2 separate regions of the Homo sapiens genome follow, and region 2 is linked to region 1. A link is a contact called in ENCODE Hi-C data. All regions are on one chromosome and are shown on one strand. The core of a region is the stretch at or near the end of the contact, and the rest is flanking DNA. Distances in the headings are between cores, read along the strand shown. Region 1 holds the start of MYO1D (myosin ID). Region 2 holds the start of AATF (apoptosis antagonizing transcription factor).

Region 1 (4,992 bases), core at 1,525-4,024:
TAAAATGATCAAGTTCAGAAAAACTAGCATTGATACTATCCTACTATCTAACATCGCGTCTATATTTGAATTTCACCAATTATCCCAACAATGTCCTTTACATTTTTCTGGTTGGAGATCCAGTCCAGAATCACCCATTGCCTTTAATAGTGATGTGCCTCAGCCTCTTTGTCTTTCACATCATTGATATTTTTGAAGAATACAGGTCAATTGTTTTGTAGGATGCCCCTTAATGTGAGTTTGTTTGATGCTTCTTCATGATTAGATTCCATTTACGTATTTTTAGCAGGTAAATGATATGTGTCTTTTTCAGGAGACCATATCAGGAGGCTCATGGTGTCTGTGTGTCTCATGATTGGGGATATAAACTTTTATTTGTTTTATTTTTTGTATATTTTAAACTGTAACAAAAACATGCATCTCCAAATGTGTTTCTATTCAAATTTTATCACAAAGAACATTCATAATGAGCTAATCTGCTCTAGGTTACCTTGACTGAATGCAGACCAGAGTATTCAGTCTCTCCTGCCGGCTGTGCATATACCTGAACTTTGCTCAAGTGTGTCATTGATTAATAATGTTGTAACTGCACATTGGCCTAGAAATGCTGAATGTAAAGTTGTATGGGTAACAAATTACTGCTTAGTTATACAAACAAGAATTTGCTTGACACAGTACAATGAAAACAACATACAAAAGTAAACTGGAATCCTGAGGCTAATAGTGAGCCCCATTGAGCAGATTTGGGTTCATCATGAGAGCATCAATGCCTAATTTTATACTAATTTGGACTTATACAAGAAATTAATAAAATACCCTTTGCATATGTTGTATATGTGTTTTATATGTTGGGTTCCTATATAAGATGTTGATTAAAATGAGGATCTCTTACTTTGGCCATTTGGAAACCACATTGTATCCCACCATAGCTCCTAACCACTGTACAATTTCTGCAACTCTCTCATCATCTGCAAGCCGTGATGTTTCTTTTCCTGGTACCTGGGATTTTGCCCTAATTTTTAACACCTACAGAGCTCAGGGAACACACATATATAATTTACCAAAAGGTTTTGGGGTGTGGTCCCTGGATGCTCCAAAGTGCATACAGTTTGAGATTTCTTTCTTTCCTTCTTGAAGTTCAGTTCTGCTTATGTTAAAACATGCCAATACAAACATTAGGAATACAACCATACCCTATGCAATAACCTACTTAGCCACTGACCGACACCTCCACAAATGACCCAACCATAGGACAGTCCTACCTTATTCCAGAGCTTTTATTCCACAAATGAGGACACTGATATCGAGACAGGTGGATCTCCTCCTTCTGAAGGACAGCTGCTAACGGTAGTCAGATGCAACCCAGCTCTGCTGGTGCCAGGGATTGGGGTGGTTTTCTGATGGCAGAGGCAGTCCCTCAGGAGGTGACAAAGCTCCTTTCCTTTCTCTTAGCAAGTGTGGGTGGCTGGCAGCTGAAGCAGGCCTTGGGCAAGGTCCTTCAGTCTGGTTTACTCATCTCAAACTCAGCCAGAGTTGAAGCCCAGCCAGGTCCTTGGAGGCCTCTAGATTTCCTCGTAGATTTTGTAATAGAAGATGTCCTAACAGAAACACAGGACTGAATAAATGTAGATACCTTAGAAAGTCATTTATTTAAAAAAAATAGCTGGGCATGGTGTCATACACCTGTAGTCCCAGCTGCTCAGGAGGCTGAGGCTGGAGGATTGCTTGAGCCCAGGAGTTTGAGGTTGCAGTGAGCTGTGATTGCACCACTGCACTCCAGCCTGGGTGACAGAGGGAGAATTTGTCTCCAGAAAAAGAAAAAAAAAAAAAAAAGAAAGAAAGTCATTTGTAGTATATTTTCTTTGGGAAAATACATTGAGTTCAAAAAGAATTTTCCAAGCTCAACCAATGTATCAATAAATTGGAGACTACTTACAACTCACTTCATTCCACTGAACCAGTATGGATTTCATATTTATATATGCAAAGTAGTACAATAGTTATTTGGTGGATGCAAAAAGAATGGTCCCATGCTCAAGACATCCGCAATAATCCTGGAGAGATGATACAAAGATATATTAAAAACTTAATAATCATATAAGGTAATGTCTGATGACATGCTCGGATGAGTGGAAGAGAAAATGGGCCACTGAAGAATGGAGGTAGTCAGACGTGGTTGAACGCTGCGGCTCCTAAGTCAAATGACCTGCGTGAAACCGCAGCTGCTCCACTTCCTAGTCGTATGGCAAGTTTCTTAAAAGTTCTCTAAGGCGCTGAGAACAGCTCTGGGCATTTTTGGTGCCCCAAAAATGTTAGCCATTATTATTACCTCTCAGTCTGTGCTTGAACCACCACTTCAAGAATGGGCAGGGTGTGAGTAGAGAGGCGGGAGTGGGTTTTGGAGCAGGGTGACAGAATCATAATGAATTGTCCTCGCGAAAAGCTCCACGAACTACTTTTCTAACTTTGTTGGCAGCTACCAAGTGTGGGCGGCAGGCGGCCATCCTCTTGGCCGCCTGAGATCCCAGCGCCTGTCCCCAGGGGGCGCTGCCACCCAGCTGCCGCCGCCCGGCCCAGCGCGCGTCCCCGCCGCCCACCCGCGCGTGCGCGCCGCCCAGGTGAAGAGGCGGCGGCCAGGGCCGCGGCTGGGGCGGGCTCCTCAGTGGGCCGGGAGGGGCGGAGCCGGGAGGCCCGGGCGGGGCGGAGCCGGGACGAGCCCCAGGCTGGAGGCGGGACCAGCCGCTGCCGTCTCCGTCTCGGTGTCCCGGCCCCTACAGCGCCCGGCAGCCGCGGCGGGAGGAGCGGAAACTGTCGGGTGCGTCCCGTTCGGAGCCGCGCCGGCCGAGAAGGCGCCGAGGAGCAGCGAGGCGGCCTCTGTCCGGCCCGGACCCGCCGAGCGGCGTGCGCGCCCCCTCCCCGTAGCCTCGCGGCGCGGCCTCGCCCCGGCCCCTCCCGAGCTCATCGCGGGCCCACGGAGCGGCCCCGGAGGCCCGAGCGCGCCCACCTGAGCCCCCGCGCTGGCGCCATGGCGGAGCAGGAGAGCCTGGAATTCGGCAAGGCAGACTTCGTGCTGATGGACACCGTCTCCATGCCCGAGTTCATGGCCAACCTCAGGCTCAGGTGAGGGCGGAGCGGCCGCGCGCAGGGGCGCGAGGCTGCGCTTTCCCGAGAGGGGGCGCCTCGGGGCGCGGCCGGATCCGGGGTGTCGGGAGCGCCCAAGCTCCAGGGATGGAGGCGCGGCCGGGCTGCGGTGTCCGGGGGTCTGCCAAGCTCCGCGGCTGCGCTTTCCCGAGAGCGGACGCCCCTGGGGTGCGGCCGCTTTGGGGTGCGGGGGGCGTGTCGAGCTCAAGGGCCGCGCTTCCCTGAGAGGGGAGCCCTGGGCGCTGTCCGGGGTTTAGGTGCAGAGGGTGTGCCGCGCGGGAGGGCGCGCTTCCCCGCGCCAGGTGAGGGATGTGGGCGGGCCGGTGACCTCATGGAAACTGAAGGGAAATAACTTGAACGAGAGTTGCGGTGGCCCCGAAGGCCCTAGGAGGACTGGAGGATTATTTTGGAGAGAGGCTGGCGTCTCATCCCGGCTTTACACTTGCTTCTTTTCTTTCTTTCTTCGCCCTTCTTTTTTTTTTCCTCCTGGCGTAGTTCCATCCTGTCATTCAGGATGCTATGGAGTGATCCCTGAGCTGTCTGTTCCGGGACACTGGCTATTTTTTTAGTTACTCTCTAAACGTAATTAGACACGTTTCCAGACATCGAAGAGACTGCTGTACTTGCCAGTGCCAAGATAAACTGTCTGAATTTGACAAGACGTTCATGGTTTTGGTTTTTTTCAAGGAGTTAGTGGATGGAGCTCTTGTGTTATTAACATCCTTGAGAACGTAGTCACAACTCAACGCCCCAAAATGGGCTTCCAAGATGTGGATTTGTTTTAGAAAGCCCTTTACATGCGATTATTTCACCCTTGATAGAGTAATATGTAAACAGTTTTAAAGTAGTTTGACTTAAACATTAAAGTAAGTGGAATTTCAAAATAGCTGAGTTTTGGTGTGCGTGTGTATGTTTCCCTGCAAGCTTTGGCTGCATTTCTTCTAAGGTTTATAGCTAAACATCATTCCTTAAGCTTATAAAGTGAAAGTCATAATCTAGGCTTGGGTGCTTAACCCTAATTTCATTATTAACTACCCCTGTCAATCCAGTTGACAGGGGTCAATCAGGTTGATTACATACCAGCATAATGATAGGATGTTACATTTCTGATCAAGGTTTGGATGTACAACTTTTATAGAAATCACCCCAAATATTAATCAAAATGATATACCTCTACATCAGCTATAACCAATACCCATTATCATAGTGATTAAGAGTCAGACTGTTGAGATTCAAATTCTAGTTCCACTGCATTCTTGCTGTGATCTTTGAGCAAGTTACTTAACCTCTCTGTGCCTCAGTCTTCCCGTCTGTAGGATTGGGGTTGTCCTGAGGGTTAAATGAATTATTAATAATATGTGTATACATACTTCAAAGATTAGTGCCTGGCAAATCCATATTAGTAAAACTGTTTTAAGTTTTCCCAAGTGCACATAAAATAGATAAAGGGGTAAGTTACATAGCAATTTCATAGATTAAGGTTGTTTTAAATTAAGAGATTCTACTCCTCTCCCCCACAGGAAATAAGTTGTGTGCTTTGAGAAATGCCTTTATAATTTTGTCACTCTCAGTTATAATCATTTCAGTTTTTCAGACATTGGTACATTTATTATGTACATACTGTATACAAGACCATGTAGTAACAGTTGAATATGAAGCCTTTCATTTTAACCTCCATCTTTCACCTCCAGCAAATACATGGGCTTAGCCAGAGCTTTTGCAGAATTTTCAGAATTTGAAATTGAAGGCATAGAGTCTAACAGGGCTACATTAGTTTGTAGGACTACTCCTCTGTAATAGAATTAAAACTCTTGTGGTTTTTAAAAAGTAAATTGAGGGAAGGCACTTAGA
Region 2 (5,058 bases), core at 2,020-4,519, 4.1 Mb before region 1:
ATCATGTGGAGAAGGAGACATTATAATTTTACTTATGAAGCATAAGGCAACAGCTCATAGATAATGAAGGGAAAACGCACTGGAGTGCAGGATGCACAAGGAAGTGATGGGAGATGAGACTAATCAGGAAAGGTCTCGTCTTTCATGAGGACTCTGAACTTGATCCTATAGTAGACAGAGTGCTAGTTAAGGCTCTTTGTTTGACTTATGCTTAGAGTATCATCTGATATGTAGAGGTTTTTACAGTTTATCCAATCTGTTCCATGGTAGAACATAAAAGCCCCATGTGTTTCAAGTATGATTCTAAGATAGAGGGACCAGTTTCCAAAAACTTTCTTCAATAAAATAAAGATTTTAGGAAAGCGTGACAGGTCTTCAGCGCTTCTTTAAAAAGGTATATATAAACTTAAGACACAAAGCTGCCAAAAATATAAATACAAAAACTAAGTGCCAAAACAGTAAACAGAAATTATTATTTAAATTCTTTGAATGTACGCCATTTCTCAGATTAAGAAACATTCATACAGAGTTTACTAGAGTGTACATCTTGGAGTCAGACAGCCTACATTTGAATCATGTTTCTTCCACTTACTAACTATATGACCTTGAGCAAACTTATGTAACCAATTTGCCCCTCGATTTCCTTATCTGTAAAATGGGGCTAAGTAGTAATAACTTCCTGCGCAATTGGGAGGATTAAATTAGGTGACACATGTAGTGATAATGGTGATAATTTTTTATAAAAATCTGTCTAATTCCAGGTAATTTTATAATTTTTTTTTTGAGGACTTACTGTGTCCCAGGCTCTTAGAACTTAAATTATAGAGCTAAACTCAGTGCCTGACGCATGGTAAGAACTCAATAAATATTATCATATTTGTCTCATGATTGGTCCCTTTATCAGTCTCTAGGCAAAGAATATGAAATGAGCTTATCAGGAGCTCCCAGAACTACATCAAGGACTAAATCATAGATATCATAACCTAAATGATAGTTCCTTTTATATTATCTGTGGATTCTCAACATGACACCCCTGACCTTTCTAAAGGAAAACAAATGACATTCTCCCAATAATCACCATATCTAGCCCCTTCTTCCACTCTGAGAAATTTACAATTCTTTAAAACTATAAGCGCACAGACTCCTAACTCTTTTGCAGGGAAGAGAAGGATTATGTGATTTTTTAGAATGGCAAAAAATGAGTTTCACAAATAACTAATATCACACAGTGCTTCAATGCAAGTCCTGGAAAACCAAAGGTCAGGGGTCACAATTCAAGGATAACATGTTCATCAGACACAGTGGTTTTTCAGCTCATAACCCTCTCCAGTAGCCAAAATGCACTGCCTTCTCTGTCACTCCACTGTAGGGTGAGCCATTAGTCCGAACATAAGGAGTATAGCAACTTAATCACTCTGGGCTTTAGATTCCTTATGAAGTGAAATGAAGTAACCTCTAAGACCCTTTCTAATACCAAATCAATGGTCTCTCCTAAGATAACAGATAGGGGTGCCTGACCAACATGGACAAACCCCGTCTCTACTAAAAATACAAAATTAGCCGGGCGTGGTGGTGCATGCCTGTAATCCCAGCTACTCGGGAGGCTGAGGCAGGAGCCTCGCTTGAACTCCAGAGGTGGAGGTTGCGGTGAGCCGAGATGGCGCCATCACACTCCAGCCTGGGCAACAAGAGCCAAACTCTGTCTCAAAAAAAAGATCCGCAGACTACTCTTGCAAAGATCATGGGGGATGACCGGAGGATTTTAACCCTGAAAAAATTAGGGAAGAGAAGAGTTCCATTCAAAAATGTCTACTCACCAGACGATCCTGGCAGAGTCTGCTCCCAATGGTCTTCATTCCATGCTTTTCTAGAGGTGGTTTTGCCGCAATACCTTTTGTCCGTGTCCAAGAGGGAGGCTGATGCCAGTTTTCTAATGCTACCCACTACTAGGAAATCACCTTCCCCATCTTCCCCTTCATCAAACCTGTCAATCACCCTGGCAGCAGTGGCTGTCGGGGGAGAGGGAAAAGTAAACAGAATCTCCAGGTTAGCAGAAACTTTAACGGGAACCCTGGTCGACCCATTTATCTCATAGTTGAACGTCCTTTACGAAATCCCCACCAACTTCCAGGAATAGGAAATTCACTCTCTCCCAAAGTAGAACACTGTCTTACTGCTGTTTCTAAACAGAAAGTTGACTCCTGGCATCTACTAGTGGGATCTATTTCTATGACTTGGATCCTATCAAACTAGTTGAATTCCTCTTCAATGTGTGACAGTCGCTCCAATATCTTAAATCAGTCATCACGTTCTCCCCTCACTCTGTCCCATTCTTTGGGGAGTTTTCTTTGCTTATTCTGGCTAAACAGTCCCGAGTTTCTTCAACTGATCTTCCTAAGATACGGTTCAGCACTCGCATTTATCCCTCCTTATTATCCCTTTCTCACACTTCCGACTCAAGTCTAAAGCGGGATTACTCCCAGCTAGACTCTGAACATCAGCTTACAGAACAGGAGTCTCAGTCGTCAGCCACTGAACAAGTGTCTTGAGACTTCAAGAGACTTAAACAGCACCAGAAAATCCTTCCATCAGTCTCCAACTTAGTTTTGAAGGGCAACCTGAATTAAAAACATGCGACTTTCTTCTCCTCCTTTCTAACGCAATACCAGAAAGGGCATCCTCAAAGCTAACTTCCAACTTGCTAGCAGACTCTCTGGCTCCCTCCAACAGGCCTGGAGCAAGTAAACCTGAAGACCAGCTCCTCTCGGCCTGAGCCCTCGATCTGTTCCGCCCATCCAGCCGAGCACCAAGTTTCGAGTGCGTGTGAAAAGAAGCCGAAGCCCTCCTCCCGAGGCCGGGACCACCCTCGCGGGAGGCGACGTTCCTCTGCGCCAAGCGAAGGAGCGCAGGCCCGGCGGCCTCGCGCACGCCCCTCCCACGCCGCCCCCTTGCCCCACAGGGCCTGGCCCACCGCTCCGCACGTGGCCTGCCCCAGTCCGGCCTCACCTTCCTCGGGGTCCGCTTCAGGGTCCGCCTCGCTTGGTCGCGGGTTCAACAACTGTTCCAGTTGCAGCGCCAGGGGCTGCGGCCCCGCCATCGTCACCAGCTCCCGGTCCACTCCGCTTCGCGCACGTAAATGTGCGGCCCAACCCCCGGCCCCGAAGCTCCTTCCCTGCCGGATCCTCTCGCCTTGATCCGATTCCCCGACTCCGCCAGAGACCGCGCGGAGGCCACCCCACAGCTCTGGACCGGCCACTTCCGGGAGGCGCGCGGGAGGGGGCGGGGCCTGCGCGTCACTGCGGGCGTTGCTAGCATGAAGGCGGAAGCGCGCAGAAGGTTGAAGGGATTGGAGCCGTATGGGCGCGTGTGCGCGTGCGCGTGCGAGTGCGCGGGAAGGGGCGGTGCGGAAGCGCGCCAAGGCACGTGACCGCTTCTGTCGCTGAGATGCGATTGCGATGCGCGCGGCCAGTGTCCCCTTGTACAAAATATGCCTCGAGATTTGTGCGAGATTCGCTTAGGAATAAAGCATAGCGTAGCCGTGGCCCACGGTGGCTGATTTGGGAAGGAGGAGGGAGTAGGGCTTAAGCTGCTCGAATCGCGGGTGCGCACTCGGGCACGCAGAGACTGGGACCCAAAGCAGGTTTGTCATTTCGCAATTTATAGTAGTCTGAGGCCGGGCACACGCCTCCCGCCCTTCAGCGGCCAGGATTTGGGAATCCTATGTCAGGGATATGCACGTGTAAGTGTGTGGCGGACTGCTGGCGTCTTTCTTAATGGGAATACTTAGGAATCGCTGTGGCTAAAGATAGTTTCAGTAGCGTCTCTAAGTACCCTTGCCTGAGCAAGGGAAAGGGGGTGGGGTGTGGATTACTCCACTGCATACCCCTCGGTATTGATTATCTTTGCTGTTCAGAGATGAGGGCATGCTCAGGCAGCTTAAGCAGGTGCACAAATGCAGAAAAATACAGGTCTACCGTTAGAGGGACAGACTCAAAATATAAAGACTTAATAGTATAAATGTAATTGCACCCCGCACACGGAAAGACACAATCGCTTTACATCCTCTTTCCTTCATCAAGCATTCCCTGACTGCCCACTATGTGGCAGGCACTGCTAGATAAGATACAAGATAAGTAAGTTGGATTCTCCCCCCCACGGTAATCAGCCTAGGAGGGTAGACAAACATGTAAACAGAAACTGCAATAAGGGATGATAAGTGTGACTACAAAGTGGTCTATTCTTATGGTATCTGTTGGAGGTTGCCTGTAGAGACCTAGACCCCTCTAAACAGAATCTGCCTCAAAAGGATCCAGAAAAGAGATGTTAGTGGTGCACTGTGGCAGTGCCCCTTGGGTACAGCCCGGGCCAGTTGGATCCCACAGCTGAACAACTGGGGAACCCTCAGCTCTCTACTGTCTCCCATGAAAACCAAGGGAAGAGAGGATCTCTGACTTTCACAATCTTCATATGTCCTCAGGGCCAAGAGCAATAAGAGGACACCACTTTAGTGGAGCCTGTTCCATGTCCCTGTAAAGTGGCCCTTGAAGAATGAAGACAACCAGGGCTGCAGAGGGGAAGGAGAACCTGTCTGAGGGTAAACCCCCTCAGACATGGAAGGAAAAGAATGCCAGGCTAGGCAGGGCACTCAGGAGAAGAAAACGGCTTTTTACCATCCATAAGAGAGCTTAGCCTAAGAGAACAGTTTTTCGTTTATCCTCTATAATTGCAGTCTTGTGCCTGTGTCCGGGCCTCCCAAGCAAAAGTGTGTTCCTTGCTCCTTGACAAGGTGCCATGGGGCTTCAAAGGACAAAAATGTTTCTCCCACCCCACATTTAAGAAACTACCTCCTGCAATCCTATCCCCTTGCTATGTTGGGTACTTACAATGCTTAGAAACCTGGCCTTTGAGGTAAAGAGAAGGAAGAAAAGAGAAAGGGAGGTGAGTCACTGCAGAGACCACCTCTAAGCTGTCATGCAAACAGGACACTGCTGGTCAATTTGGGGGCTGTGCTGGGCAAACACTCAGCAGAAAATGCCATAGACCTGTTTACTTACTCTC

Evidence for each region. Hi-C counts contacts between places; a loop is a spot of excess contacts on that map. Pooled maps may share reads with other maps.
Region 2: a map of CD4-positive, alpha-beta T cell shows a loop between it and region 1 (8-fold over the local background). The contact joins the promoter of AATF here to the promoter of MYO1D in region 1. A Hi-C loop is called at or near these places in 2 of 168 maps with a recorded cell type or tissue (CD4-positive, alpha-beta T cell and naive thymus-derived CD4-positive, alpha-beta T cell) and 6 of 50 pooled maps.

Annotation. Positions count from the first base shown.
Region 1 is chr17:32,874,906-32,879,897 of GRCh38, reverse strand. It overlaps MYO1D (myosin ID), which reads left to right and starts at 2,774. Exons shown (of 22, transcript NM_015194.3): 1 at 2,774-3,120. The coding sequence starts at 3,026. MYO1D-DT (MYO1D divergent transcript) reads right to left here and starts at 3,043. Exons shown (of 4, transcript NR_184086.1): 1 at 3,005-3,043; 2 at 1,937-2,054; 3 at 1,263-1,598. RefSeq lists silencers at 3,055-3,242, 2,449-3,438.
Region 2 is chr17:36,947,165-36,952,222 of GRCh38, reverse strand. AATF (apoptosis antagonizing transcription factor) reads right to left here and starts at 3,269. Exons shown (of 12, transcript NM_012138.4): 1 at 3,007-3,269; 2 at 1,818-2,009. The coding sequence starts at 3,097.